Linked DNA regions of Mus musculus: regions 2, 3, 4, 5, 6 and 7 are each linked to region 1. The links are chromatin loops, found by intact Hi-C in ENCODE. Cell type or tissue: left cerebral cortex. All regions are shown on one strand.

The links. Peaks named below come from ENCODE experiments on the same cell type or tissue, not always from the same donor. Only the 100,000 strongest peaks of a DNase experiment are listed, where the experiment ranks them.
Region 2: a loop joins it to region 1, with 8 times the contacts of the local background. A loop is called at or near these places in 7 of 42 quality-filtered maps.
Region 3: a loop joins it to region 1, with 5 times the contacts of the local background. A loop is called at or near these places in 3 of 42 quality-filtered maps.
Region 4: it touches region 1 in a loop (8-fold over the local background); 7 of 42 quality-filtered maps call a loop at or near these places.
Region 5: it touches region 1 in a loop (2.5-fold over the local background); 2 of 42 quality-filtered maps call a loop at or near these places.
Region 6: it touches region 1 in a loop (4-fold over the local background); 3 of 42 quality-filtered maps call a loop at or near these places.
Region 7: it touches region 1 in a loop (3-fold over the local background); 2 of 42 quality-filtered maps call a loop at or near these places.

The regions. Positions count from the first base shown.
Region 1 is chr3:143,238,904-143,242,903 of GRCm38, forward strand. No RefSeq gene overlaps it. Among named protein-coding and RNA genes, the nearest start is that of A830019L24Rik, 2.2 kb to the right of the region's middle. In left cerebral cortex, a CTCF peak has its summit at 2,046; DNase peaks (open chromatin) are centred at 560, 1,814, 2,056, 2,623 and 1 more place; H3K4me3 peaks cover 358 bases; H3K27ac peaks cover 2,228 bases.
Region 2 is chr3:144,240,321-144,244,320 of GRCm38, forward strand. No RefSeq gene overlaps it. Among named protein-coding and RNA genes, the nearest start is that of Gm46828, 6.0 kb to the left of the region's middle. In left cerebral cortex, a CTCF peak has its summit at 1,918 (motif pointing left); a DNase peak (open chromatin) is centred at 1,908.
Region 3 is chr3:144,398,284-144,402,283 of GRCm38, forward strand. No RefSeq gene overlaps it. Among named protein-coding and RNA genes, the nearest start is that of Gm34434, 18 kb to the left of the region's middle. In left cerebral cortex, CTCF peaks have their summits at 89 and 1,661 (motif pointing left); a DNase peak (open chromatin) is centred at 1,642; H3K4me3 peaks cover 462 bases.
Region 4 is chr3:144,206,200-144,210,199 of GRCm38, forward strand. No RefSeq gene overlaps it. Among named protein-coding and RNA genes, the nearest start is that of Lmo4, 2.9 kb to the left of the region's middle. In left cerebral cortex, a CTCF peak has its summit at 1,558; a DNase peak (open chromatin) is centred at 1,565; H3K4me3 peaks cover 208 bases; H3K27ac peaks cover 223 bases.
Region 5 is chr3:143,597,559-143,601,558 of GRCm38, forward strand. No RefSeq gene overlaps it. Among named protein-coding and RNA genes, the nearest start is that of Gm33758, 4.2 kb to the right of the region's middle. In left cerebral cortex, a CTCF peak has its summit at 1,723 (motif pointing right); DNase peaks (open chromatin) are centred at 199, 1,737, 3,037 and 3,342; H3K27ac peaks cover 2,950 bases.
Region 6 is chr3:144,379,078-144,383,077 of GRCm38, forward strand. Gm34434 (a long non-coding RNA gene) reads right to left here and starts at 3,078. Exons shown (of 3, transcript XR_001784068.1): 1 at 3,033-3,078; 2 at 318-406. In left cerebral cortex, CTCF peaks have their summits at 24 and 2,104 (motif pointing left); a DNase peak (open chromatin) is centred at 2,084.
Region 7 is chr3:143,499,692-143,503,691 of GRCm38, forward strand. No RefSeq gene overlaps it. Among named protein-coding and RNA genes, the nearest start is that of Gm33604, 5.7 kb to the left of the region's middle. In left cerebral cortex, no CTCF peak of the experiment used is centred here; a DNase peak (open chromatin) is centred at 2,445.

The DNA of each region.
Region 1 (4,000 bases):
CTTGAGTTAATCAAGAGCCACTCCTAAAGAAAGACATGGAGAAAAGTTCATAGAAAAATTAAATATATGGCTGATTGTCCAGAGCTCTGTAAGGAAGGAGATGGGCTACTGGAGAGGGATGGTTTTTACGTGGAAAGGCAGCCAGATAATGTTCAGCCATTGACTTCAATACAAAATGAATGCTTAAAATAGCCCAGAAGGCAGATAGGCAGATCTTCATGAATTCCCCCTTCTTTCCTTCCTTCCTTCCTTCCTTCCTTCCTTCCTTCCTTCCTTCCTTCCTTCCTTCCTTCCTTCCTTCCTTCCTTTCTTCTCTACTTCCTTCCTTTCTTCTCTACTTCTTTCCTTTTTTTTCTTCCTTTCTTTCTCTTATTTTGTTTGTATTTTACATGAATGAGTGTTCACCTACATGCATGCTTATGCACCACATTAGTACAGTGCCACTGGGGGCCAGAAGCAGGCATCTGGTTACATGTAAATGGATTTGCAGTTGGTTGTGTGCCACCGTGTCGGTGCTAGAAATCAACATGGGTTTTCTGCAGAGCACCAAGTATTCCAAACCTCTAATCCCACTGCTCTAGCTCAGGTTTCTGTTTCTCGATAGAAAGACTAGGGAATCGTCATAGAAATGGGACTGGAAGTAGTTAACCCACCAAAGCCTAAACTTTAAAGCCAAAGGAGCCAGTGATAGCCATTTAACTCCATAGTACCACAACAAACCAACACTCCTTCCTCTTTTCTCTTTTCTACACAGTGACCAATGTTACAGGGGAGGCAGCTGTCAAAGCTTGATGTGAACACTCACATCTATTCTAGGAGTGATCAGAGAATCTTGACCAAGTACCCATCAGCTTGTTTGTCATGGAGGAAGACCACTATCCCTAAGGTATCTGGAGAAGTTGTCTAAATAAAGCTGTAAAACACTGCTTCTCAACCTGTGGGTGGCAACCTCTTTGGGAGTCACGTATTACAGATATTCTGCACACAAGATATTTATATTATGATCCATAACAGTAGCAAAATTACAGTTATGAAGTAGCAACAAAATAAGTTTATAGTTGGGGGTCACCACAGCAGGAGGAACTGTGTTAAAGGTCACAACCGTAGGAAGGTTGAGAACCACTGATGTAATGGGTTTAGCTTGCCAGTGTCTATCATAAACTTCATGAAATTTCAAATAGGTATAAGAGAGATATATTTCTCCACAACTTAGAGTGGAGAAATTAAATGAAGAAATTAACTGTAGGAGAGACACTTCCTTTGTCTGAAGATGTGCTGATTTAATTAGTTTTTATCAAATACTTAGGATATGCAATGTACTGTGTTCCTAACACAAAACTTCTAAAGATTCTCTCTCTGCCCTTCAGGGTGATATAGTCAATGCTATGCCCAGAAACAAAGGAGCTTAAATAAAGGACCATGCACTCTGGGTTTTTAGTTAGAAGGTAAGCAGAACTCCATGTAAAAAGGTCAAAGAGTGGGTAGTTGGTACGTCTGTGACCAGAGCCTGAAACTTCATTAGGCAAAGCCAGCCTGGGTATTTCTCAGATGCTTTGCAGTGTGTTCAGTCTCTAAAATGATCAACAAAAGGAGACCCAGAGAATGCATTCCAGCCCATGTGCTGGGGCTGTCCCTGGTTGAGAAGTCCCTGGATAGCTTTTATCATCATGAAAATCACGACTAACATAGCCCTTCAGTCAGTTCCAGTCATCACTGGGAGGAACAGGGGTGATTTCTCCAGCCACGTGTTCTGGTAGGGAGGTGGTAGACAGTGAAGGCAGCCTTGAGGGTGGCCCAAGAAGGCAGTGCATGATGCCTCTGTACTGCAGACTCAAATAAAGTGAGATGAATCCTAACTGCATAGAATGTTCCACATTTATGACTCCAGACAAGGGAGGGTAAGGAGTACCAAGTCACAGTGGTTCCCTGACTCCTTCAGGGCCTATAGAGTTTCAGATCCTTTATTAGACATTAGTTAGAGTTAGCTGGATGCTACCCTTCCTCATGAGCTGTTTTTAATCTGTTTGCTACTGTAGTTCATTTAAGCATCAGCAGATGGGGCCCTTGGTTCCTTTGAAGAATAGCAGGGATTGAATTTTGTTAATGTCTGGTGGGCTGCAGGAATTTTTCTTGTTGCATTTACAGCATCTAACATTTGCACTCTTTATAGCATACACACCTTTGCTTAATTGAGAAAAGAAATAGCTCATTAGTGACACAAAGGCCCTTGTCCCCATTCCCGTTCCACCCTTCTGTAGGGAAAACTTGGGTCTGCTTAGGGAGGGATGAGTACAGCACAGTACCCAGACAACAGCAAGCATCTCCGAAACAGCCAGGCAAGGCAAGGTCAAGGTTAATATTTCGAAGTCATGAACTTGCTGGGGAAGGATTTTGCTATATGGGACCACAGGTGACAATTCAATTGCACAGAGGTTATCCAGGTTTTGCGTGGTTTTCTTCCTCCTCACTCGAATTTCATGTTATGAAGAAGACACTGTGTGAATTGGCTGCTTCTTTAGCCCTTACCTGTGCTGATGATTTTCCTGAGTGATGTTTGTCGATAGTTCATAAAGAGAAAAACTGGTCCTCTAGCTCTTCACCCGTTCAAGTGGGTGAGTTTCAGCTTCTCCCAAGTGAGAGCCTTTCGCACCTGAAATGGAACAGCCCTCGGAGGGAAGAATATTCTCTCGTGGGCAGAAGAGGTGACAATACTGGGTCCTCCTGGCGTCTTCCCTTGATTTCCTTGCTCTTCAGAGTTAATCACTGTTTCACTCAGCCTCTCCTCTCCTCAGAAAGGGGTTGATCCAGAATTTTAGTTTTCATCAAGTATCATAGATAACCCCAGGGAAAAAGTATTTCTTATTTGTGAAACTTTGGTATGTTTACACATAATTCAATATACTAACCACATCTTCGATTAGTATGATTTAATTTATAGATCGAAAACATCTTCCTTAGCATCATTAATATTTGTGTTGTAAATAAGCCCCATGCTTAGGCAGATCTGAACAGCAAACTTAACAAACAATACTCCAGATATATCACTATAGGAGAGAAAAATGGGTGGGTTTTTTTGGTTTGTTTGTTTGTTTTCTTTGTTTTTGTTTTTACATGCTATGTTCACAGGACTAGGACTGTGGTCCAGTATTAGCCACTTCTCATGGACTTGTATTTTAGACTGAAAGACCATCTATATATTTTAAAGAATATTACAATGCACACATTCCTAAGTTCAAGTCTTAAATAGCTTGTAAATCAGGAGGAATGAAGTGTCTTTGTCTATGGTGTTCTCTGTCTTTTTATAAATTTGCAGCCTAATGTGGTAAACGAGGATACAGTTTGCAGATTTTGGACTTAGAGTTTACACTGATGAAACTAGTGTGTTACTTCTGGGCAGAGAGGATGTTTGCCTGTGGTTAGCCCGAAGCCAGTTTTAGGGAGGAATTGTTCAATTCTTCCCTCCTTTTGTGCTGACATGCTAAGTGATATATACGGAAATTGTGTGTGTGTGAGACTTGTGCCTTCATCTAAAGGACTGCTTGTGGGCAAATTTCATTAGTACTTGATTAGTACTTGCGCTAATTAAGCCAGGCACAATTTTGCCTCCGGTCTTCCTATGATGAGTTAAAGCTGGACTGAAAATGTGGCCCTAAATGCATGCATTGGAAGCCCATAAGCCCATATAATCCCACAGAGAATTCTCACTTGACTCCTCCATTAAGGCTCTGAAAAAGTAGAACAGAGAATACTCCCTTTCCAGTGCAATCCGAGTTCACTCGGATCCGCGATATGCTAATGTTTAGATTAAGCAGATGGTGAGGAAGGCGGTCGTTAGTTGAGGATTGTTTTTCTCTTTCTGCATATTATTTCCAAACAAACACTTTAAGAGGTAAGTGTGCTGCCTCCTCCCTTTGCTTCTTCCTGAGTGAAAAATGAAAGAAAGAAGAGCAGAGCTGCTTGGCTGTGACTGCCATTCTGTGTGTGCCCACACGTGCCCAGT
Region 2 (4,000 bases), 1.0 Mb after region 1:
CCAGTTGACTTTATCATTATTTTAAATCATATTTAGAAGTGTGTGTGTGTGTGTGTTTGTACATACACGTATATACTTATATCTATGCTTTGAAACCAAAGAACTCCAAGTTCTTTGTTTATACAAAATGTTGACTTGTGGGCAAGAGGAAAAACTCACCTACCACCACCACCACCTCACTCCACCCCCAGTGTTGTAACTGCTCTGAGATCACAGGTCCGTGAGCCTTGTGCCATCCCTGGTTTGCAGCTCTGGGAACATCCATGTCTGATGTTGGAGGGAAAATAAGTCTGCATTTGTCTTACAAGACTTCCAGCTGAGCTGCCATCCAATGTCATTCAGTAGGCCTTGCTGCCCATCCTCCTTCTCACTGGCTCCTGCTGCCTGGTCCCCAGGCAGATACACTGATTCGGGGTCTCACAGTGGTCTTTCACTGATCCGTTTTCCCTACGCTGGGACCCTGACTGCCCAGGGAAGGGTCACCATCTTGCTGACTTCATGTCCCGTTTTTTCAGGAGAGGGATCTTGGTGTGTCTTCTCCACCTGCAGCCTGCTTACCCAGCAGCATGAGGCAAGATGTTCAGACAATTAACCATTAGAATTCCATTTCCATCTCAGATATACTTTACCTGTGGCGCATCCTGGGAGTTGCTTAGGTGAAGCTGGCAACACAACTAGACTCTAGTCACAGCCTCGGTTTTGGAGTCTACTGGCCAGGGTTTCATGAACTCCGATTAATTAATAAGTGGGACATGGAGACGTAAAACTTGTCAGCAGAGGGGCAGGGGACAAGCCAGGATTTGGAGACTAGACAGGAGCTTCCCACAGCAGTGTCCTTGCTGAATGCTAACCTTCCGCACTTTCCTCATGAAGAATGGGGAAACCTTTTCAATAAAAACACAGGAAGGGAAGGGTCATTGTTAAAACCACCAATGAGATGGTCCATGTGCCACACAGGTGTCTCTTCCAGAGGTGACACACAGTCTTCAGGCCACCTCAGTGGCTCAGCCCATCTCATCTGGAAACACAAGCCCAGTCCTGGCCTTGAACACTCCCTGGGGGCTGGACTGGAATCAGGCTATTCTTTGGGCATTGCTGTAATTATGTCGGTCAAGGCCTGTGTTCTTGACAAAGAAGACATCCCTCTTACTCAACCTGAGTAATCCTTAATGAGTCCTTGTATCTTGTGATAAATTTCATAATTATTCAGCCCTACCACTAACACCGAAATTCATCAGTCAGAGCAAATTAGCCGAGATTCATTAGAATAAGACATCTAGTAGGCACATGCACTTTATTGGCCTCTTACACCAATAGTTTTAATTAGGTACATATTTCACAGCTCTCCAGCTACTCCAGTGAAGGGCTGCCTTTATCCCTTTTATTTACAGTAACAAGCTATCAAACACACACCACCATAATTAAACTTGGATATAAAAAAAAAAACTTGTTTTATTAATGGCAGCCTATTCTAGCCTTGAATTTCTGAAACCTGCACTAGACAGATATTTTTTTTATTAATTAAATAAATACTATTCAATTAAACTAAAAAGATGGGGTGATGCACTCGAGGGGGTGGTGAGCTCGATTTAAGAGTGAGACTTTCTTCTTCCTTCCTTGCAGAGCATTTCCTCTATGTCACCTTCAGCAGGGGGAGAAAAAAATCTCTTCATCAGATATTTTAGTGATGAGAAAAGTGATTAAAATCCAGAACATTTTTAAATTATTAATACGGAATTTAAATGATGTTATAAAAAGGGAAATACGGGAGAAAATGTTACACATTCATGGAATTTTGGCTCATGCATAATAAACAGTTGAAAACACTACTTGTGCTACCCAAATGAAAGAAGCCAGGCCAAACACTTTTCTCCACGGGCAATAGCAGCAATAAACGACAAAGGGCGCCATCTGCTGGCGCTCTGCTTATAAGCGTAATTCCGAGACTCGTCAGACCTGCCAGTTAGTAGGTGGTTTAAAAAGTGTGATATATTTTTGGTTGTGAGCCTGCCTAGCCCTTTTTGGCTAGGACTAGGGGAGCTGCAGGGGATTTGCAATCCCATAGGAAGAGCAACAATATTAACCAACCAGAGCTCCCAGGGACTAAACCAACCAACCAAAGAGTACACATGGAAGGACCCATGGCTCCAGCCCCGTAGGTAGCAAAGGATAGCCTTGTTAGGTATCAGTGGAAGGAGAGGCTTGGTCCTGTGAAGGCTCGATGCCCCAGTGTGGGGGAATGCCAGGGCGGGGAGGCGGGAGTGGATACTGGTGGTGGTGAGGGAGAACCCTCACAGAAGCAGGGGGTGGGGAGATAAAATAGGGGGTTTCCGGAGGGAAAACCGGGAAAGGGGATGACATTTGAAATGCAAATAAAGAAAATATTCCCCCCCCCCAAAAAAAAAAACAGAGTGCTATAACTACCTACGATGCTTGTGTGTACTGAGACATGGGAGAACTGCAAAGAGGGATGGTTTTGCTTCATTTTCAAGCCCTTTCAAGGGTTTCAGGCAAGGCAATATTGGCTGAGGGAAGGGGCTAGCCTTTCCTGCTTTACTCACTGTGACTTGTGCCTCCTTGGAAATGTCACAGCCAGATCCTTAAAAGGTGAATGACACAGGAGCCAAACTGTACAAATCACACACCCAGGCGAGGTATTGATGCCACCCAGAGCCCCCGGACCCTAAGGTCCTGGCTTGCTGGATCGCAGAGAAGCGCAGAACTCTAGGAAGCTTCTGCCTCCTCCCCCTGCAGGTTTGTGGCATCGTGGCCACCACTCCCCATGTCTCCTCTGTGGTGCCTACATCTCCCTTCCCATCCCGGTCTTAGTTGTTCATTTGTCTGCTGCTTGAGGACCAAAGTCCTCATTGCTTAAGACCCTGTCAGGGGGCTCAGGTGAAGTAAATCAAGTAACACTTGAACAGAGGTGATCTGTATTGGTTAATTAAACCAGTTTGCACATGCCAGTAAACAAAAGGATATGTGCAGCAGCCTTTGAGTGGCATCTCTGAAACATTCAGATCCTAGGCCCATTATCTCAACAGCTGCAAAGGGACTCTGTCACTAAGCCTGGCCAGCCAAACCTGCCTTTGTGGGGCTGCCAGACTTACAGCTTGGATGTCCACATTTCTAGAGAGCACAGTAAAGGACCCTTCTTGCTGGCTATATTTGCGTTGTATAATAGGGAACTAGATAATTTTAAGGATTCCTTTCATGTGGTTATACTTTTTGTTTGTTTTGGTCTTTAGGACAGTCTTCTAGGTGTTCTGGAATTCATTATGTAGCCCAGGCTAGCCTTGAAACCATGGGTATCTGCCTCTGCCTCTGCCTCTGCCTCTGCCTCTGCCTCTGCCTCTGCCTCTGCCTCTGCCTCTGCCTCTGCCTCTGCCTCTGCCTCTGCCTCTGCCTCTGCCTCTGCCTCTGCCTCTGCCTCTGCCTCTGCCTCTGCCTCTGCCTCTGCCTCTGCAAGTACTGGAATTAAAGGTATGCACCCACATAACTGGTCGTGGTTATACGTCTTATAAATACCAAATACCTGATAATTCCAGAATTTATATTCCAGATTAATTTGTATTTCGTAGGTTATCAGTTAGTAATACTAGGGAATAAATTGTTACTAACAAACCTTGAGTGAACATCCTGCCCTAGCCTTTTGTGTGATGTGAGCCTTATAAAGCATCTTCCAGTCTCACTGCTGTGAGGAGAGCTTGCCCCAGCTACAACTGCCAGGTTATTCAGTGTGCTCTACATACTGTGTGGGGGACATGTGTATAATGAATTTTCCTCCCGTTTGTTTTCTTCAGAACATATATTGACTATGAAAATAGCAAGCCCCAGAGCAGAGGAGATGACTCAGTGATTAAAAGACTTCAAATCTATGTGTGAGGACCGGAGTTTAGATCCTCAGAAACCCACATGAATGGCTGCAGAATTCTAGCCTCAGACAGAGATATGAAATCTCCAAAGCAAGCTGACAAGCAAGGCTAGCTGTATCTGTGAA
Region 3 (4,000 bases), 1.2 Mb after region 1:
GTTTGACCAGGTCTCCCACCGTTGCACTGATTTCCACACAAGGCAATGGTAAGAATGTGCCGCCACAGGCAGAGTCACCCTAGTGGTATCACAGTGCAATTGCATCTGGTGTCTCATTTCAGAAGGCAAGGATCTGGAGAAAATTCCATTGTGGGAATAAGGAAGCCAGTATGCTCACATGTTTTATCTCCTATGCATGGCCACATCCTCTCTGATAGCCTCTCTTCCACCCTGGGGGCGAATTAAAAACATGGTATATAAAACGTGCCTTTCAATTTTTCTGCAGTTTGGTAAAAGTCTGGGCCAAGGTCTTAGACTTGGTAGCAACTGGTACTGTTTACTGAGTCCTTTTGATTTGCCACTAGGGTTATTTTAGTATAGATCAAACTTCCTGTGGGTTAGGTAGTGGCAGGGGACAGATGCTGGAGACATTAAGCATGTGATTGGCCAGAAGGGTGAAGCAGAGGCCAGAAGATGGCTACATGGCATCCCTGGTCTTGTAACCCTTCCTTCCTTTTCTCTTTCTCTTCTGCCAACTCAACCCTTCGTTTTCTGCCTATCACGCCTTTGATCTCGCAGTCAAAGTGCGTGTTGGAATTCTGTCGCTGGGTTTGTGGTCCCAGCCAACAGCATCACCCAGCCCTGCTCTAGCACCGATGTCATAAATCCAGAAGAATTTCTAGGGAAGGAAAAAAAAAACCTGTTCTGAAGTCGAGTTGCTACCATTTCGACATCCTGACAAGTGTGCCCTTGTGTGCTTTCAGCTTAAAGGAGGCAGGAATGTACCAACCGCCCCAGAATTCATGTCATGTTCTCAAGAGTACAAAAGACAAGGCAGCATGGGGTGGGCTGGGAGACATCTCCACTCCAGTGTGTCCTCCATCAGCTCTCCGCAGGGAGGTATTCTGAAGGAACACAATGGTGACCTATAGGCTCAATATGATTAGAGTTTCAATAGTGGAAGATAGAGGACCGTCAGTGAAGAGTAGGAGCTCTGTAGTAGAGTGCAGGGATCGATCGAGTCTGTGGGCCCAGGAGTCTAAATAGCTGCCTGAATGGGGCAAAGGATATGGTGATGCAGACAGGAAGGCCAGAGGACAGCAGGTGACCCGGAGAAACCACCTTGTGATTTGAAATGTAACAGGGAATCCCGGTTCCCAGGAAAGAGAACCGAAGTGAACAGAAAGTTGAGAAAGCCCGACTCCAAGTGGTGTACTGGGCATCAGGGAGGGGTGGGACACACAGTGCCTGAAGCTAGTGACAACCGGGCTGCTGTTACCCCCCAACTACAGCATAGTCCCAGGCAGGCAGTGCGCAGGAGCCGTGGGGGTTTTGACGGCCTCTTGCTCAACACGCAAACCTTTAGCTGATGCCAATCAAAGCAAATGAGTAATTAATAATCGGGCAGGGAGCGACTCCGGGGAGAGGAGGGTAACAGAGGACAAAAGAGCTTAGCCCATTGGTGTTTCGAATGCTGGGTCGTAGCCACAGGGCGAATTCCCCCTCGCCCAGCAGTGCAGCACATGAAGGTCCTAAGACAGGATGGAGGGAGGAATCTGGTAGAGGCAGCTGGTGGAAAGCCAAAGGATTTCCCAGGGCCACGCGCGTCCTAGCCAGTGGACAACGTGTCTCAAATGTTCCTGTGGCGCCACCTAGTGTCCAAGGCTCAGAGGATGCCCAGGCAAAGGCTTCAAACTCAGGCCAGATCTAGGACCTCAGAGTCAGAACTTCAATCTTTAATGTTATGAGGCAGGTTGGGGTAGGAATGGGGTGTCTCCTGGCTGTGGACAGACCAATGACACTCTCCAGCTGGGCAAACGCCCGTGTAAAATCTCTTCTGCTGCCACTAAATCTAAGTAGCACATTTGCCAGAAGGTACAGGAAAAATGACACTCCCTTTCTGAGACCATGAGGTGATGTCTGGTTTTTCCTCAATACAATGGCAAGCCGGTTATTAATTCATCCAGACAAAAAAATATAGATGCTGTCATCGTATAAACATGAGTCCCTGAGCAGAATGGGGCCTCAGGCCATCAGGGGGTGCAGCATATGAAGTGTGCTGAACTCTGGGACAAAGGACAAGATCACTTTGTTGAATGGAAAATGGGAGATGAGAGAAGACCCTGAAGTGGAAAGAATGAAACCTGGGAGCCAGGATGTGCTTTTAGAGTTCTGGCGTTGGCCCTGCTCGGTTATCTGTGTGACCTTGACCAAGGGAAACGGTGTTCCTCTCTCCCAACAATGCTGCGAGGCTCAGATTGTGGGTTTCCCTGAACAGACGAGGAAATAGCGGCTCCAGGAGTTTATCCAAGGTCAGGCCCAGGTCGGTGGCCACACCAAACTTCCAACCCACATCTGCCCAAAGTTCACAAACATGTTCCTCTGACAAGTCCCAGGCCCTCTGGGCTGTGATTCTCTGTCTATACCAGGAAGGGGTCCACTCCAGAAATAGCAAACTGTGATTATAGGGTTTCATCGGTCCCTTAAAACTCTGTTTTAGTGCACACAAGCCCCACAGTGATAACAAAAGGGCCTTTTAAAAGGATTTATCCATCTATAAAAGCTACTGGGTTTTATTTCCCAATATGGGCAAAGAACACCAAAACAAATGTGTTAGGACATCAAATCCCCTTTAAAATTTAGGGCAGGGAAAAAAGAGACTCGGAGTATATTAGGGGGTAGCGATAGTGTGGTGTCCTCAGCAGTGGGACTGGGTCCTCAGCAGGGTCCAGCTGCAGGCATTGCTTATCGGGAGCCAGTGGCCTCCCAGGCTAATTGCATTCTGACGATTGTTTAGCCTTGATAAACACAGCAGTTTATCTGGCTACCGGTTCGGATCTGGACAGAAGCAGATGGAGCACACTTGCAATAACCTCAGAGATAAAACTTTCCTATCTCAGGCAGTTGATCTCTTCCTTCAAGGGTCATATTGTCCAGCAACGGCCACCTCTGAAAGAAGGAAGTGGGGGCAAGCCAAGTGTGCACAGTGGCAAGCCAAGTGGGCCTTGCTTGTCTATAACTACCCTCCCTGCTAACCCTACAGTTAACCTGCCCAAGACATCAGACGAGTCAGTAAATAAATGGAGGAAATGCGAAACGGGACCCCGAAGCCAAGATCCTCTAACACAGCCCGCTTTAAAATGAATCCTTCCTCAACTTGCTTTGGTAAAGGAAGGGAAAGTGAAAGCTTACCAACTAAGACAGGAAATGAACTATAGCTCAGAAGCTCCCAGGCACTGCTAGGCCTCAAACTCACCATGTGACCAAACTCAGCACCATAGTGGACTGAGCTAAATAATGTCTAAGACCTTCTGGACCTATTGCCTAGCCCTCAATTAGATGAGCCCTTCCATGTCTCACATGTAAGGTAGCAACCAAAAGTTACAGTCTACCTACTCAAACCCTGGCTTGACACCATCCCACTATTTTGAAACCCTCCAGGAGAACCTGGGAGGCCCAGTAGCTCGGCTACGGAAAGAACCGTCAAAGCACAAGAGAGAACAGATTCTCTGATCAGACTCTTCTACCTCAAGAAGTTCCAACTAGGAATCGCTGCCCTAATTTTCACTTTGGGGATGAGGAGAAGGAAAGGGGGGAGTTTCCTGGACAGAGTCCTCCAGGGTTGAGGTCATCCCTTTATTGGGGGCGGGTAGGAGCTCATTGCTCCTCTAAGCTTCAAGCTGGTTCTGGGCTGACAGTAGTTATTAATTAGGTCTGGCAAACTGAGTGGGTGCCGGTGCTGACAGATTTACACAGTGTGTGTAATCAGTTACGAAACTAGATACCAGCCAAGGCTAGCCCCCCAACCAACCCCACCCTTTAGGGGGGCTCTACTGCCTCCAATTTCCCACTCTACCCAGCCTCTGGCAACAATGTTGCCTGGTTCTGAGCCCCACCTCTGCCGCGGCTCTGATCCTCACCCCTACACCCCAGCCTGTTTTCTGTCTTCCTTTTGGGTTGTGATTCACGGCAGATACTAGAAAGGAAATGGCCCTCTTCA
Region 4 (4,000 bases), 970 kb after region 1:
TGCTTCAGTGTAGAGGGTGTGATGCTAGCTCCCTCGTAGCCCCCTAAAGCGATGCGAGCATTTGCCAGACCTGCTGCTAGCTCACGACCCTGAAAAAAGACTAGTCGTTTCTTGTACAAACCAAGATTTGAGGAATGCTAGCTAGCTTCAGAGCCTCTTTCCAGGGCCAGAGCTCAGCCTGGATCCTTGAACATCAAGTTATTCAACTTTACTCTGCCAAATAGGTTTAATAAATCTCCGATCTGAGGTTAATACTAGGGTTGATTATTAATAGTAAGTTCCAGAGAGATTTTTCTGTTGGAAATTATCATGGAAGTGCAAAGCTGTACTGCTAAGTATCATTAACTAAAACCAGTCTTGTGGGAGAAGCTTGGAAGAAAGGAAGTTGAAGAAAAATCAGGCAAAAAATCTACAGTCCTAGCAGCTGTGTGCAGAATTTTGGTTCTTTAAACTGCCAAAATTAGGGCAAAGGAATAAATATTGCCTATGAAACCAGGAAGAGGGTGGTTTTAATACCAGTTAAAAATACTCATTTCTGGATTCTAGCTCCTTGAGTTCCTAACATGCTACAGTTAAAAATTATTTTTATGGATTTGTATTTAACGTTGTGTTCTTATGATCATTCACCTTAAAAGCTTTTTTATTAAAAAAAAATCAACGTGATAATAATTGGAATGTCCTATACAGACAACAGCTGCAGAAGGTCATGATGAAAACAGACCAATTTAGGAAAGAGGTTTTTTTATTATTATTATTATTTTGTCCTAACAAAAAACCCAAAGCAAAGCAAAACAATAACCTCAAAGGAGGAGAGGACACTTTAAGATATAAGACATTGTAATATCTGGGTTCATCTCTGACTCATTACAATTTAAATCAATCAAAACTAGGCAATCAGGGATTTTTTGCTTTTAAGACCAGATGCAGAAGTAGATATACTTCTGCTTCCCCTCTGAGATTTCGGGCCTGCACAAGATCTTCATGGCTACTGTTGTATTAAAATACATCATATGGGAAGATTTCCATACCTGTACAAGCCCCTTATTGTACATAAAAAAAAAAGGTCTTTATTTTCTTTTCCTTTAAAATGATTTAAAAAAAAACAAAAACAAAAACCAGCACACATATCATACAGAATCATGGTGAGTTGTGGTATTTCCTAAAGTATGAACATGAAAATGAATATGTAATTCTAAAATGAAATGTTGTAAATTAAGGGGGAATGTGCTCAGGTATCACTAAATGACTCTCTAAGGGTCTGGGTGGTCTTTGTGGAGGGAAGGAAAGGGGAAGGGTCGGAAAGATGGGACTTTGAACTTTTGTCTCCAGGCTACCCCGGGGCCTAAACTTTTAGAGGTGGTTTTAGTGTTTTGATTCGGATTGTGTGTGAAGTCTGCACACACACTCCAGTAAAGTGGAATGGGCGGGGATATATTACCAGAAATCTTGCTTCACTGTGGTTACAGAAGCTCAAAGGTTGTAGAGGCTAACATCTTTGAGGAGTAGGAAGGGAATGCAGTCACTGTAATCAAAATTCAGGTGTACTTTAACCACAGCGCCACCTCTGGGTAGTCTTTATTTCTGCATCCTTTACTCTCCAAACATCCCTGTCTCTTCCAGGTAGCAGCAAGATTCCCCTCTGTATTCTCAAAAGCGCCTGGACTGAGAGAAAAACCAATGCCAGTCTGATTTCAGTGATCCTAAACACTCAAAAATGCTATACAAGTCCCTGCTGGAGAAGGGTACATATAATACAAGTGTTCAGACCATTATAAAAATAGCTCCAAGAAATCATTGTAATGTAAAGTAAAATTAACTCATTCCGAATACTGTTGCATTGTGTCTGTTGGCCTGGGAAGACCTGCTGATGTCACCATTCAGCCAGTTATCTAAAATGAGACATACAACTCCGGTACTTTTTTTTTTTTTTAAAGAAACACAACCCGTTTCAGGGGCTTTATTCAACATAGGAGCCGAATGGATCCCAGATAAAGCCTTTGCTTTCCCTACTTGCCCTGAAATTATTTTTCTGTACTTCATCTTCTCAACTAAGGTCTTACTCCTGGACTTTATAGGCAGGAGTTGAAGATAAGCATCTAGCTCTTTGATGAGGAAAAGGAGAAGAGATTGTGCCCTTAGAAGGCCAGTGCAAAGCTGGTTTCTGATTGGAGGCTGTTTAGAAAGGACATTTTACAAGGATGATTGTCCATTACTCTGCCATCAGAGAGATCCTTAGAACTCCAAAGGTCCAGTAGAGTTGCCATAGTGAGGGAACTAAACACTAAGGTAGACTAGCTGGTGGGTTGCGTTTCTCTAGGCTGGGTGTGCGGCACACAGTGCAGTAACTAGGACCCAGGAACGCTGAAGCTTGTAAGAATAGGAGTTAAAACTGAACAGGTTTTGATACTGCTCATCCGTGCCTATTATCCCAGACACTTGGGAGTCTGAGGAAGGAAGACCGCTTGACCTGGGAAATTTGTAGCCACCAAGACCCTCAAAAGGGGAAAGAAGAGGAATGAAAACAGGAAGAAGGGAAAAGCAAGGCGGGAACTAGGGAATATAACTCAGTTGGTCGAGCGTTGGTACCGCAGGTATGATCCGGAGTCTCGTACCGGGTGTGGTAGCGCACGCCTGCGGTCCTGCGGCTCAGAAGGAGCTCATGGGAGAATCAGAAACTCCGGGTCATCCTCGGCTGTGTAGAAAAGTCCAAGACAGCTTAAGCCACATGAGATTTTTGTCTCAAAAACGAACTGTTTTGAAAGAAAGAGAAGGAAAGGGAGGGGTGAGAAAGAACTGTTTCACGTGATAAAAGAAGCAGTTGCTTTATTCCAGCATTTAAAAAAAAAAAAAAAAAACTCTCAGTGATTATATGTGGTAACTATCCCACCGAATTATTTAATTATTTATGCTACTTAGTTTTAGATAGAAAGACCTAGCCTAACGTGTATCTTATGAGGAAATTAAAACCATAGTGAAGAAATTGATTTTTATTGAAATGAAACAGAACATGGCTGAAGAAAACACGAGAGTGGCCATGTTGAAACAGCACTGAGACTGTTGTAATTGCACACATAATTGAAGATAGAAGTTGCTTTTAATTTTTCTGTTTTGTCAGGACATTGTGAAGCTCGTAGCAGTGACAGGGAAGGTGGGAAAGGTGATGGGGAAAAAGGGGCAGGCATGGGTTATTTTCACGCCAGTCAACTTTAATTAGAATGGTTAAAAATAAATAAAAAGACCCTTTTCCCCCATGTTGGTGTTTATAAGGAGAGCAGAACTTTAACTACACCCCAAATCTATTGGTAAATCTTCATTTAGGAATATGGCCTTAGTGACGATTTCTTTGAAGTGACGATGTCTCCAGACATATGTAAGTCGGTCAACAATCTCCAAGCACAAGTGATATTCTGCAAAGCAATTAACAGACTATTTGCCTGAGTCTACCGTGTGCTCCCTCAGACCTTCTAAAGCAGTGGCCCTCAACCTTCTTAAAGTCCCCCATGTTGTGGTGACCCCAACCATAAAATTATTTATATTGTTTAATTAATAATAGGTACAAAAACCAGTGTATACATGAGGCAATGTGTATGTACCTGAGTCACTACTACTGAGTATATTAAAATTATACATTCTGTCAAAAACAGTGATCCTATTTAAAATCAATTACCACCTCCCCAAGACAAAGGAAACGGCTACTTATTGAAAAAGGAACTAAAACCATACAATGTAATTCATTTTACCTTTTGTTATCTCTGTTTTTGGTAAAAAGGAAGGCTAATAATTCAGAAATCTTGAGCAATCTAAACTGCAACTTCTGTGTCATTTTTAATTATAGTCTTGATGTAATTAAGTTTTTTTTTTACTCTGTAGTTTTATAATGAAATGTGTCGTTTTAAATATAATACTAGTTTCTATTTGCTCACCAAAGAAACTGATGAAAATATGAGAATATTTATTCATAGTAATGAATGACTCTGTTGGAATTAGGGGAGTACAATCC
Region 5 (4,000 bases), 360 kb after region 1:
TAGACATAAAAGCATCATAAAGAGGACTCCGTGCCTCTAGAAAGAAAACAAGACTGAAAAAAAAAGTGAAGAGAGCAACGGAGATTCTGTAATGTTTCTGTCTCAATATGAATCTTTTAAAACTCATGCTTCACTATATGTTTTGAAGTGGGATGCGTGAGGGAGACAGGAAGAAGTGCAGTTCCCATAGAGATCCATTCCTTTCCCTAAAGCACTCACTGTGTTGCTTCCTTTTCTTGCAAAGCCGATCCTGTCTCCCACATTTTAGCTGACCCCATTTGCATTGCTTTTCGGGGGAACCTGGTCACAGTGCCAGTGTCCCCTTCTTCTTAAGGGGCACTGCTAACCTTAATGACTGGCTTCTGGTGGAGGATTGGTTTTCATTTCATTCTGAGTCCTTAGTAACTAACAATCGTCCTCTAAATTTGCTCCCAAGGCTGTGATGGACCAAAGATGCTGTCAGAGTTTGATCCTGTCTCAACAGCAGACCAGACCCTGTCCTGACAGGGCTTTTGCACCAGCCCTATAAGGAATACTTTTAGAGACTGTATAAGAGGCCCACTGTAGTCTGTCAGCACTTGTGAAAAGTGTGCTTGTGAGTTGAGACAGACATTAGAAACTCAAACTAAAGCTAACAACTGAAAACAAACGAACAAACAAAATATGCTGAAGTTTAGGAAGATTTCGATCTGGAAGGACTATTGAAATAAAGGCCTGGGACCTTTACCCCCAACCTCGAAAGATATATCCAAGGAACTATTTACAGTATAATGACTCCAAGAACCCATAGCAAGAAGAAGGAGGAAATGGAGGAAGGACAGGAGGAAGGGGGAGAGAGAGGAGAGAGATTCCCAAACAGAATCTGTTCAGATCACGGGGAGATCTTGTTCCAATAGACTATGAGCTGGTAGGTCTGGGTAGAACCCAAGAGTCTCAGACGTTCTGGCTGGCTCGGGTGCTCTCAGGACAACACACAGACAGTGAGATATTCCCTATGGTCCACAACTGCTCTGACACTGCAGCAAGCTATTCCCTCTGTGCAGTTCTTTTCCTTCCCTGGAGACACTGGATTTCAATGGATGGTGAAGAGACCTTGAACCGTGACCTTAAGCTTGGCTGTAGGAGATAACTCTCAAGCCATAGCCCATGATAATTAAATCCCCAAAAATTGGCCACAAGAATCAGTAGTTTTAAAAATTCTTCTGGTAGTTCCAATATATACCCATGATAGAGAATAGAAGCTTTTTAACAAAAATGATATTGGTGGGACTCAAAGAAACATGACTATCGGTGGCTTCTCTGACACTGCCAGGCAATGCCATAGGTCTCTATATTTTTCATAGATAAACCCCCACATTCAGAGCTTAAACATAAAACATGGATTATGCAGCTTTCCCCTGGGTTAAGCTGCTAGGAACAATGTTAGACGACACTGAGGGCAATGTCTCCTGAAATAGGCAATGAATGGAAAGAACACAGACCTCTCTGGGTACCACTATTGTGTGAAAACAAATCCTGTTGCTGCTGGTCTGTTTGATTTTTAACCAATAATTTGGTGGTGCCATTGTAAAAATACATGCTCTATCAAACAGGCACTGCAGGTCTGCACAAACTGCTCATTGCCTTTGTGTCAGACTGATGGGTTTAGGTGCTCTGTCTTCTGGAGCTAACTGGCTACTAGAGTTACTGGTTCTTGGAGCTGCCCTCTGTCACCATTAGCTGGGCAGCAGGGGGAGCTACAGTTACCATGGAAAACACCCTGCGTGACCTGGCCCCTAGAGAACTTTTTCAAGTTCTCTTCTGAAAGTGTTTTTCCTAACAGCTCTTCAAGTCATGGCTAATGTTTACTGCCCCAACCCGAATCTGGACCAGAAATCCTCAGGTTCTTGTTGGGTCTGTAGATAATCTGACAGGAATGACAAAGGATGTAATAGTCCATAGAGCCAAGTTCAAGTCACAGCGCTACTGCTTATAGTAAATTAGGTCTTCCTGGATGATACTCCTTGTTCAAAAGGACTGAGCCACTATAACAGAATGTATCAAATATAAACTGAGTTCCTGGCTTTGACTCTGAACAAGGGCAAGGATAAGTTTTTTTGTATCAGTCCTCAGTCAAGTGGGTATGTATCAGATCAAGGACCGTTCCTAAGACTTAGATTGTAAATGTGTTGCAGAACATTGGTTGAGTAAGGACGAGGTTAGAGCCATGATACTGTTACCATGGCCTAAGAGTCTGAAAGAAAGTTTAAAACTGCTGGAAAGGAAAGAATTGATTGAACTCACTCTGCCCTGAAACACAAAGTCAGAGTGGCTGCTTTCTCAAACCTGAGAAGATTTTTGAAACTGCTATGGTTGAGCCCCTTAGAGGGAAAGCTCTCCAAAGAAATCAAGCCATGTTATTCTAACCTCCTTAAGGTGTCTAAGTATAACTCATCCCATAGCCAACGATGTTTTCCCTCTCTACTCTCAGTTGTACCTTCATCCACCCTCCCTCCCTCCTTGGTACTGATGTAGAAAAGGTGGAACCCCAGGGATTATTTAGCATACCTTTCCACTCACAGTATGGGTGTCTTTAGAATTCTTGTTCTGAGATGACCTAAATGTCTCCTCTGGGAGGAGTCAAAGGGTGATTGAACCAATACTTTTCTCTTTAGAAAACTTTGTTCACAATGATGCCCAAGGGCTTTAATGTGTTGCTATTACTGATAATTCTCTGGACAAAAATAATATGGAAACTTCATGTGATATCATGGTTTCTCTGATGGGCTTTCAAACTAAGAGCTACATGGCTTTGAGTCACTGGAGCAATATAATATGAAAATAGATTGGTACTCATTAACCTTAATTTCTTTTGCTATGTTATTCATGAATGTGTCCTAATTGGGGGTGCACTTGCTTTTTCTCCTGGATACATTTGTTCCAGCAAAAGAGCTGGACTATTGCATTCCAAACAGACAGATTGGTAGTGGCACAAATGCATGCAAAATACACAGTCAAGGCTCTGCTCTGTAGTCAAGAGCCTGTCTGGTAATTCTCCTGTGTCCCTGAAATTGAGTTGTTAGTTCACTTAGACCAGTTCAGGAGTCTGCTTCTCCTCACCCAGCTCTGTCTGCAGCCCATGCATTCCCTTGTGTAGTTCTAGCTAAGAACCTGGACCAGACTGAGATATTTGTAAACAAACACAGCATCTCTCCAGAAAAAACAAGTCATTGGAGAAAAGAGGAAGTGACAGTCTTCCTAAGGAAGATGACATTTTAAAAAGGATTTTCTCTTTCTTTTTGGTTCTTAGTGACTATAGAAGCTTGCATAACAGAATAAGCACAGGGAAAGACAGTTGGAGAGTCTCCCTTAGCAAGCCTGGTAAAAATTTGTCAAAAGAAAGAGATGGGTCAGACCTAAAGCTATTCTGGTTTTCTAAGAATACAATTCTACATGTTTTCTGGTTTTTAAAAATACCACTAGACATTTCCCCCCTACTATCATGATGAGCTTAAAGAGGTACATAGAATAAGGAATGAACTTGTTCATTAGTCATTTGCAATGGGAAGCTGAGATCTGACTGAATTTGTTGGAGATATCATAATAACCATCCCTGTTATCTTGTTATAGGAAGAGGTAACATCTTTCTAGAGTTCTTCATGAGAACATTGGATAGATCACCCAACAAGAAAACTGGTAGTGCTTGCACAATTGACCAGTTCTGAGTCTTGAGACCCAATATGCTGGGCTGGTACCCTTCCAAGGACAGCGCACCGTATATAGTTTGATTCTGGTTTCCTGGACTTATTCTCTCTTTATACCATCTGATAGTAAATAAGTCAAAAGTGTCAGAGACATCCAGGCTTCATCAGTGTTTGGCATGCCTTCTACTTTTCTCAAGTACAACTTTCTTTCTTGTCTTGTTAAGCATGAATTTCTGTTCAGAGTCAAATCCTACAGCTAGATTGAGAATGAAATTTCCTTATATCTGTAGGGGTGGTCAGATTTTCAAAAATATAAA
Region 6 (4,000 bases), 1.1 Mb after region 1:
GGCAAGGACGCAGCCACCAGTGGGTGCTGTGGGTACCCTAGTCAGCAACACATAAAAACTGACATTCACACCATCCAACTGCTACTTGTCTTACTTGGCACACAGCGCAGTCACAGCCAGTGGCCGCCAAGCCCAGCATCTCTCTGGTCCTAGAGATTCAGGACAGCCTTGGACAAAGAAGGTCCAAGGACTAAAACCAGCCAAAGCTCCTGGACTCAGTGTGACTCAACCATTCCACGACTGGTCTGCAGGCTCAGAGACGAACCACTGGATTACCAAAATTATATCCACCGCGCTGTAAATCAGTCAACACCTACCGTTTCAAACAAGGCCTCTGCATTTGTTGACAACTCTGGAGAAAATGAAAGATGATAGAATGCTAGCCAAATAAGGCTTGTTTAGCCTCCTGCAAACAGACGGAAGATCAAGTTAAAAATGCAGAGGAGATCACCAGTTCTTAATTATAATTATTTAACCAGGTGGGTAGTTTCTCCTAATGAACATTTCCATGAAAACAGAATAACTAATGACAGTCTTAAAGAAGCCTTTGTCTTTCCATGTACTAATGATCACATTTATAAATATGCAGCAAGGCCCCCGTGTACACTGCTAATGATAAGTAATTAAGGACAGGCGTGGGAAGCCAGGGAAAGGGGTCACGGTAATGCAGGAGAGGAAATTAAAAATGCAATAAAAATAAGTTGCCTAGAAAAGATTAAATAAACTTGTGGCTTCTCCTCCTTCCAGAAAAAAAGAACTATGATTTCCTCATTGGCCAGAACACAGAGTTGGGCCAGTCAAGGGCTTACTGTGTCCCTTCACATCCTTGGCCACCCCGTTAGATTCTGTTTTCAGATACCATGCCCCGCCCCCACCTCAACACCAGCCCTACAAAGACGGAGTCCTCAGTAAAGATGGCTGGATATATGGCTGAAATGCCCATGATGAATCATCTCTAAACCAAGTGACTGTCATCAGAGAACCTTTGACATCATCCCCAATGTGAGGAACCCTGCCACCCAAGCACTTGGAGCCACTTGAAAGACACCAAGCTTGTCTCTCAGGCGCCATTCAAACTCCCTTCAACATATCATCCCCAAATAGAACAGAAATCTGAGGCACTAAGGGGAAAAAGAAAAAAGAAAAATGGACTTCTCAAAAAAATTATAAAGTTGTGTTTGGGGACCGAATAGGAACCCCAGTGTTCCCTGTAAGCATTAAAGGCACACCAAATGAGTGAGTGGCCTTCTCGGCGAAAAAAAAAAAAAAAAAGGCTTATATTTGGATCTCCAAAGCTCTTAAATAAGGGCAATTTTGATTCTCCTTTAAAGTGTCTCGGTAAAGCTCCCGAGCCACTGAGAGTTTTTTCCTTACAAACATTTTAGACTCCTTGATCTCAAGTCTTCGGAGACCTCACATTCCCTAACTGTTCCGTGTGGTTAATCCCTTGGTGGGAGACTCTTCTGAGGCTGCGTCCTCTTCTGAGGCTGCGTCCTGTCCCGGGTTAACAAGAAGGCAACCTTCATCTGAAGTCAACAGCGGCTCACAAGCATCTTAACTTTGGAGGGGGGTGCGGGGGGGGGGTGTTCTCTTTAATCCCTTTTTATGTCTTTCTGTGTCTCTCTGTTTCTCCGTGCCTCACTCCTTCACCCTCTGTATCTCTTTCCCTCCCTCCCCATCTCCCTTCCCCTCTGTATGCTTTCTCTCTCTCTCTCTCTCTCTCTCTCTCTCTCTCTCTCTCTCTCTCTCTCCCCCCACCCCCCAAACAAGTTCTTAGAACTTTTCTAAGACAAGACACTCAAGGCTTGGCTGTTTCTGTCTTAAGTCTCCGTATGAATGCAAATGAATTGTTCGCTGATTCATAAAATCTTCAACAAGGCCCATACTTCTTTTGTTATCAGGACGTGGTCATCTGCACATAGCCGACTGCACTCTGGTAAAGGCCATTTGGTACCTGACTCTCCCGGCAACCAGGAAGGCCAACAAGGCCTGGCTCACAGGCACCGCCTCCCAGGGCAGAGCCTCGCTCCCCTCCCTCCCGACCGCACAGCCCGTCGAAGGGCCACTCTGCGAGCTTATCCTGACCCCCAGTGGCCAGCACTGACATCCATCCCGCCCGCGCCGGGTTCCCTTTGGGCCAGCACCGCCCTAAGGCTCCTTAGATCCCAGCTTTAATTGACAATTAGAGCAAACTTCAGTTCTCACAGGCATCAGCGAGTGAAATTTCGCAACTTGCAAGTTTCACAATTCAATTCCCTTGAAGCAAAACCGACAGTTTCCCTGAGGTTTCACGCCACACCTCACCATTTGTTGTTTAACTTCCCCCACAAGTTTCTCTCACCACCCCCCACCCCACCCCACCCCCACCCCCACACTTTTATTTTCGAGTCAGCCGTGGAAACAGTTTAATTATGTTTCTGAGGTCCAGCACCCCCCCTCCCCGCTTGTCCGGATGTTGAGTCAGCAATTCATAGCGCGGGGGGGGGGGGGGGTTAATAACCACCGTAGTAGATCTTCCAGGGACCACCCCATTCCTAGGGAGCCATTAATGGCTTCCGCCCACCCTCTTGCTTAAATCCAGGCCACCCATAGGATGCAGCCAGCAAACCCTCCTGACCCAGGTATGGAAGGGCTGGCCCGGTTCAGCAACCGAATACCGGATGACTTTGGCTTCCGGATACTGCCACACTCTAGTTTTAATATAAGTATGTCCCAAATACTGGCGGGGATGCATTTGAACCAAAAAGGTATTTGTGGTTTATCTGAAATTCACATTTTTTGGGCCCTCCGTTTTATTGGGTAACCCTACTAGCGGACAAAGGAGGGGCTGGCTTTTACCAGTTTTATAGCTCAGATTCATGGATAGATCAGAGGGCCTGGCTCCTTCGAGGATTAGTGAAAACTTTCGGTTTTTAAGCAGTAAAGAAACACAACGTTGATTACTGGACGCCCTGGAAGGGCTTAGTCTGTCTCCTCTGTCCATGCCTGTAATGGTGGCCACCCTCCCCATCCCCCCCAGCAGTGGCTCTTACCACCTCATCCTCTCCTGCACAGCCAACTAACTCTCCAGGCTTCTGCTGGCTCCCCACCTACCATAGAAGTTAAAGCAAAAGTTAAAACCAAGGTAAGTACTTTTAGGGGCAGTGGATTGATTGCAGCAGTATCTTCAAGAGGTTCAAGAGGCAGCCTGTGTGCACTGACATGTAAAAGGTGTTTGAAAAACAAGTTTTAAATTACAGTTATTTTCTTTAAAAAAAAAGAAAATTAAAAAAAAAGAGGTCTACGGCCCTGGGAACAGCGTACAGATCTGTAAGCCACCTCTGCAAGTTTGTCAAATGTTAAATGGAAAATATTTGGCAGGATTTAAAATTAGCCTTGCACACATTACTTACAGATGTTTCCAACCAAGACATGAGACTGAACCACACCAAGTCATAAACCCCACAATGGTGTATTTTTTTATATCCCAAGTTAATTTTTATTATATAAGTAGCCATTTGAAGAAGGTATTGCAGACTGCTTAAATTAAATACGGGAGTCTGGAATCAGCAGTGTCCCCTTACGGTATACAGCCCAGCAAATCACAGCACAGGGCTTTCCACATCTCCTTAACTGCAATAAGGACAGTGAGTTTTGTAACCGTGTGAGTGGCAAGCTGTGGCTTAAGGCAGTGGTGGCGCACGCCTTTAATCCCAGCACTTGGGAGGCAGAGGCAGGCAGATTTCTGAGTTTGAGGCCAGCCTGGTCTACAAAGTGAGTTTCAGGACAGCCAGGGCTACACAGAGAAAACCTGTCTCGAAAAATGAAAAGAAAAAAAGAAGAACTCACGGGGTGACCCCTGTGCTGAAATTAAGAGGTGATCTCAAATGGGCAGGGTCATCTGGACAAGACTGTTGGTAACACTTCTTCTCTATTGTTTCAGTTGGCACTGAAGCATATGTTTTTCCGGGGGGGGGGGGGGCAGGGAAGGGGCAACTGAAAAATGTCTTTGATAATTTCA
Region 7 (4,000 bases), 260 kb after region 1:
TAGATAGTGCTAGGTATCGCTCTTTAGGTTTGTTCTACCTGTGCACAGACCCTAATTATAGAATAGAAGCTGTCTGCAAACAGAGCCTCCTGGGCAATACTGATGGTTTCATAGAACTTAAACAACTCAGGTGGGCAGAGGCCACCAGTTGAGGGTATATTAATTTCTTTTGCATATTTGTGACCAAAATATCTGACAGGAGAACTTAAGGGTACAAAGGGTTGATTTGAGTCCATGCTTTCTGATGGCTCTGTCAGTCATGACTAGGAAGGCATAATAGAGTTCAGAGAGAAAATGCATGATAACTCTTCATAGGACTGGTAGATCTGGAAGTGGCTAGCCAGGCTCTAGTCACTTACTTCCCTACCTCCTAAAGATCCTATTATCGTCAAAGTAGAGGCAAGTCTGGAGATTGAGTGCTAAGTAGCAAGTTGTATTTTTTTTCCTTCCTACTGAAAGATACTAACTGGAGAGAACCCCACTACTTACTCTCTAAATACATAGGAATGATCTTGCTCCAAATAACAACAGGTAGAGATCTCTCAATACACAAATTACCTCATTACCTCATTACCCCTCCAGTTTCTCAGCCCTCTTTCTCCTAGAAGCCATTTTCTCATTCTCATGGCCTGTCTTGCTGTTATCCACTGTGGAAGCCACCCAGCAGCTCCTGGATCAGCACTCTACATCCTTTGGACAAACAAGTCTACAATCAAATTGGTTACTGGACTTTCTAATTTTCTGTCCCTCCCAGTGCCCCTTTGTAGACCAATCTTAGTTCCTCTCAGTTTGTACAGAAAGTGAGAGTACACATTCTTTCTTCTAAACCATGATGATTCTGTAGGCTCTTCTGCATCTATTGTGATGATGCTCTCAGTCTGGTTCAAGAAAGAGACAAAGAAATCCAGTAAGTTCAGTGAAGGTTGCCTGACTCTAGTGATAGGTCACTGGCAAACTTAATCTATAAACAGTTCACAATAAATTACAACTACTGTCACTTTCCCGTAGCTTTCTGTGAGTCATAGAACAAGGAGAGGTAGTTCTCTAATGGGCTTCCCTGTTGAAAAATTTGTGAATAAATAATGAATTTTTCTAGATGTAGTTGTTTAAGTTAAGCTCTTTTACTCCAGCTCAATTTCAGACCTATTGTCTGCTAATTCTGTAGTAACTGTTGACAAAGAATGGAAAGTTAAAACCACAGAAATGAAAGATGTTACATTTAGCATCCTATGAAAGGGAACGTGTACAATGTCCAGGATAGACAGATAGTCAGGTTCGAAGTTGCTATTGTCATAGTGGCATGCTAAAAAGGAGAATACAGATCCCTGACTTGGGATAATAGTCAGTCATTTATTGACTCCAAAAATCATAAAATGAATCCTTGTATTAGGTGAGGAGTTGGGAAGCAAAGACCTGGCATTTTCTGTGAATTCAGGAGGATTCCTCTACTCAGCATGACACCTATTCAAAGGGCTCCATTGTTATCCTAGGGAGAAGTGGAGAGATTCATAAAGGAGCTGAAACACGTGGCCCTTTGTGGCACTTTACTGATGACTCAGCTGACCTTGCTTGCCACCCAATGTGAATCTTTCTTAGATTTTTGTATTTTAAGAACAGGGGCTCCATTGGCAAGTGACGAATCCTATTGACAGTGAAAGATTTTTATGGCCACTGATGCTCAACAGGAAACTTCAGAAGACCAAATGGACTAAGGTCATGATTCATTTGGGCATAATTTCAAAGGAAACTCATTCCCAAACTGATGACTCTCTTCCATATATATATATAGCACATTTCACTCTCTGCCCATCATTCAGAGAAAAGAATACCAAACCCAACAGGAAATTGACGGCTCTACAGTATAAATAAACTTGGACTTTGCAGATTGTTTGGCTCTGCTCTCTTTGGTTGGATTATGAGGGAATAAATCATCCCTGGTGTGACAGGGGCGATATGCTGTTATGAATCAACACATTCGTATGTCACGTACAAAATGTTGCTTTTAGCAATTTACATAGAGAACAATGAAGGATTGGAGCACATTAATGAATTAAGTGGCTCTTGTACATTCTAGAACGATGCTGGGAAATAAAAATTTCCAGGACAATCAGCAAAACTAAAAAAATCATCTGAGGTTTTCCTAGCAGATTCCTTAATGTACTGTTTATTCACTTGCCATTTATTTAGAAGAATCTGAATATAGAATTCCAGAAAAAAATATTAAAGACTTAGTAGGAAAAGTGAACTATTTTAAATCCTTGTGTTATATAATTTTGCCTTAGAAGGGATGTAATATGCCTGCCAAAAATCATAGAAGGAGGATACCACAAGAACAAAGACATTTGTGCCAAAACCATGAAGTTGAGGGAGAGGAGGTTAGACCCAGGACAGTGATCCTACGTTGTAATAGCCACAGATTTGCTGCTGAAGATCTTGTTTAAATTGCCAAGTTGATTGTTTTGAATCTATGAAATCTTGAGTCAAAATATGATAGCAGGTTTTGGGTGGGTGCATTATTCATGCATTTTGATGAACATCCCATATTGTCAGACTTTGTATGGGGGAGGAAATGTTGTCATGCTTTTGTATACAGACACTTAGCATGCATTTTATCTTTCTAGGACCTAAGTGATGGCAATATTACTGATCGCTTTATTTCTAAAGGTTAGGGGAGAATGATAGAAAGACTTTGCATCCCCAACCCTGAGGTGCCCCTGTAATCTTGTTTGGTAACATTTGCTTTAGGTTTAGTTTTTGTTTGTTCATTTTGATCCTACTTGGGAAAAAAAGTACCTATTGAGATTTTTTTAAATACATGTGCAATATAAATTACACGCCACCATGCATTTATTAGTTATGTGTTAAGATAACATTTATCTCATTGTTGACGGTTACACCAAATCTCAGACAAGTTAACTTTCTTTAATAATGAGAGCATTTCAAGGGTATGGAGAAAGAGGAGCACTCCTCCATTGCTGGTGGGATTGCAAGCTGGTACAACCACTCTGGAAATCAATCTGGCAGTTCCTCAGAAAATTGGACATAGCATTACCTGAGGACCCAGCTATACCACTCCTAAGCATATACCCAGAAGATGCTCCAACATGTAATAAGGACACATGCTCCACTATGTTCATAGCAGCCATTTTTATAATAGCCAAAGCTGGAAACAACCCAGATGTCCCTCAACAGAGAAATGGATACAGAAAACGTGGTATATTTACACAGTGGAGTACTACTCAGCTATTTAAAAAAAAAATGACTTCCTGAAATTTGCAGGCAAATGGCAAGATCTAGAAAATATCACCCAGAGTGAGGTAACTCAGTCACAAAAGAACAGACATGATATGTACTCACTGATAAGTGGGTATTAGTCAAAGAATCTGGAATACCCATGATACAACTCACAGACCACATGAAGCTCAAGAGGAAAACCAAGGAGTGGATGCTTCAGTCCTACTTAGAAGGGAGAACAAAGTAATCAAGGGAAGTAGAGGGTGGAAGGGATTTGGGAGGAAGAGAATAGGGGAAGGAGGAAAAAGAAGGGAAGAATCATATATGGGAGGAGGTAGAGGAGAAGTACAGAGGTTCACGAAATTGAACAGAGCTGTGTAGCAATAAGGGGATGGGGAACTGGGTGTAGCAACCAGAAAGTCCCAGATGCCAGGAAAGCAAGAGCCTCCCAGGACCCCATGGGGATGACATTAGCTGATATACCCCACAAAGGGGAGGGAGAACCTTTCCAGACCATATCCATAGTTTAGGCATGGCCCCTTGGTTGAGAGATGGGGCCACCCACCCATGTCCAAAATTTTAACCCAGAATTGCTCCTGACTAAAGGAAATACAGGGACAAAGAGTGGAGCAGAGACTGAAGGAAAGGCCATCCAGTGAGTGCCCCACCTGGGGATCCATCCCACATGCAGACACCAAATCCAGATGCTATTGTGGACACCAAGAAGTGCTTGCTAACAGGAGCCTGATACAGCTGTATCCTGAGA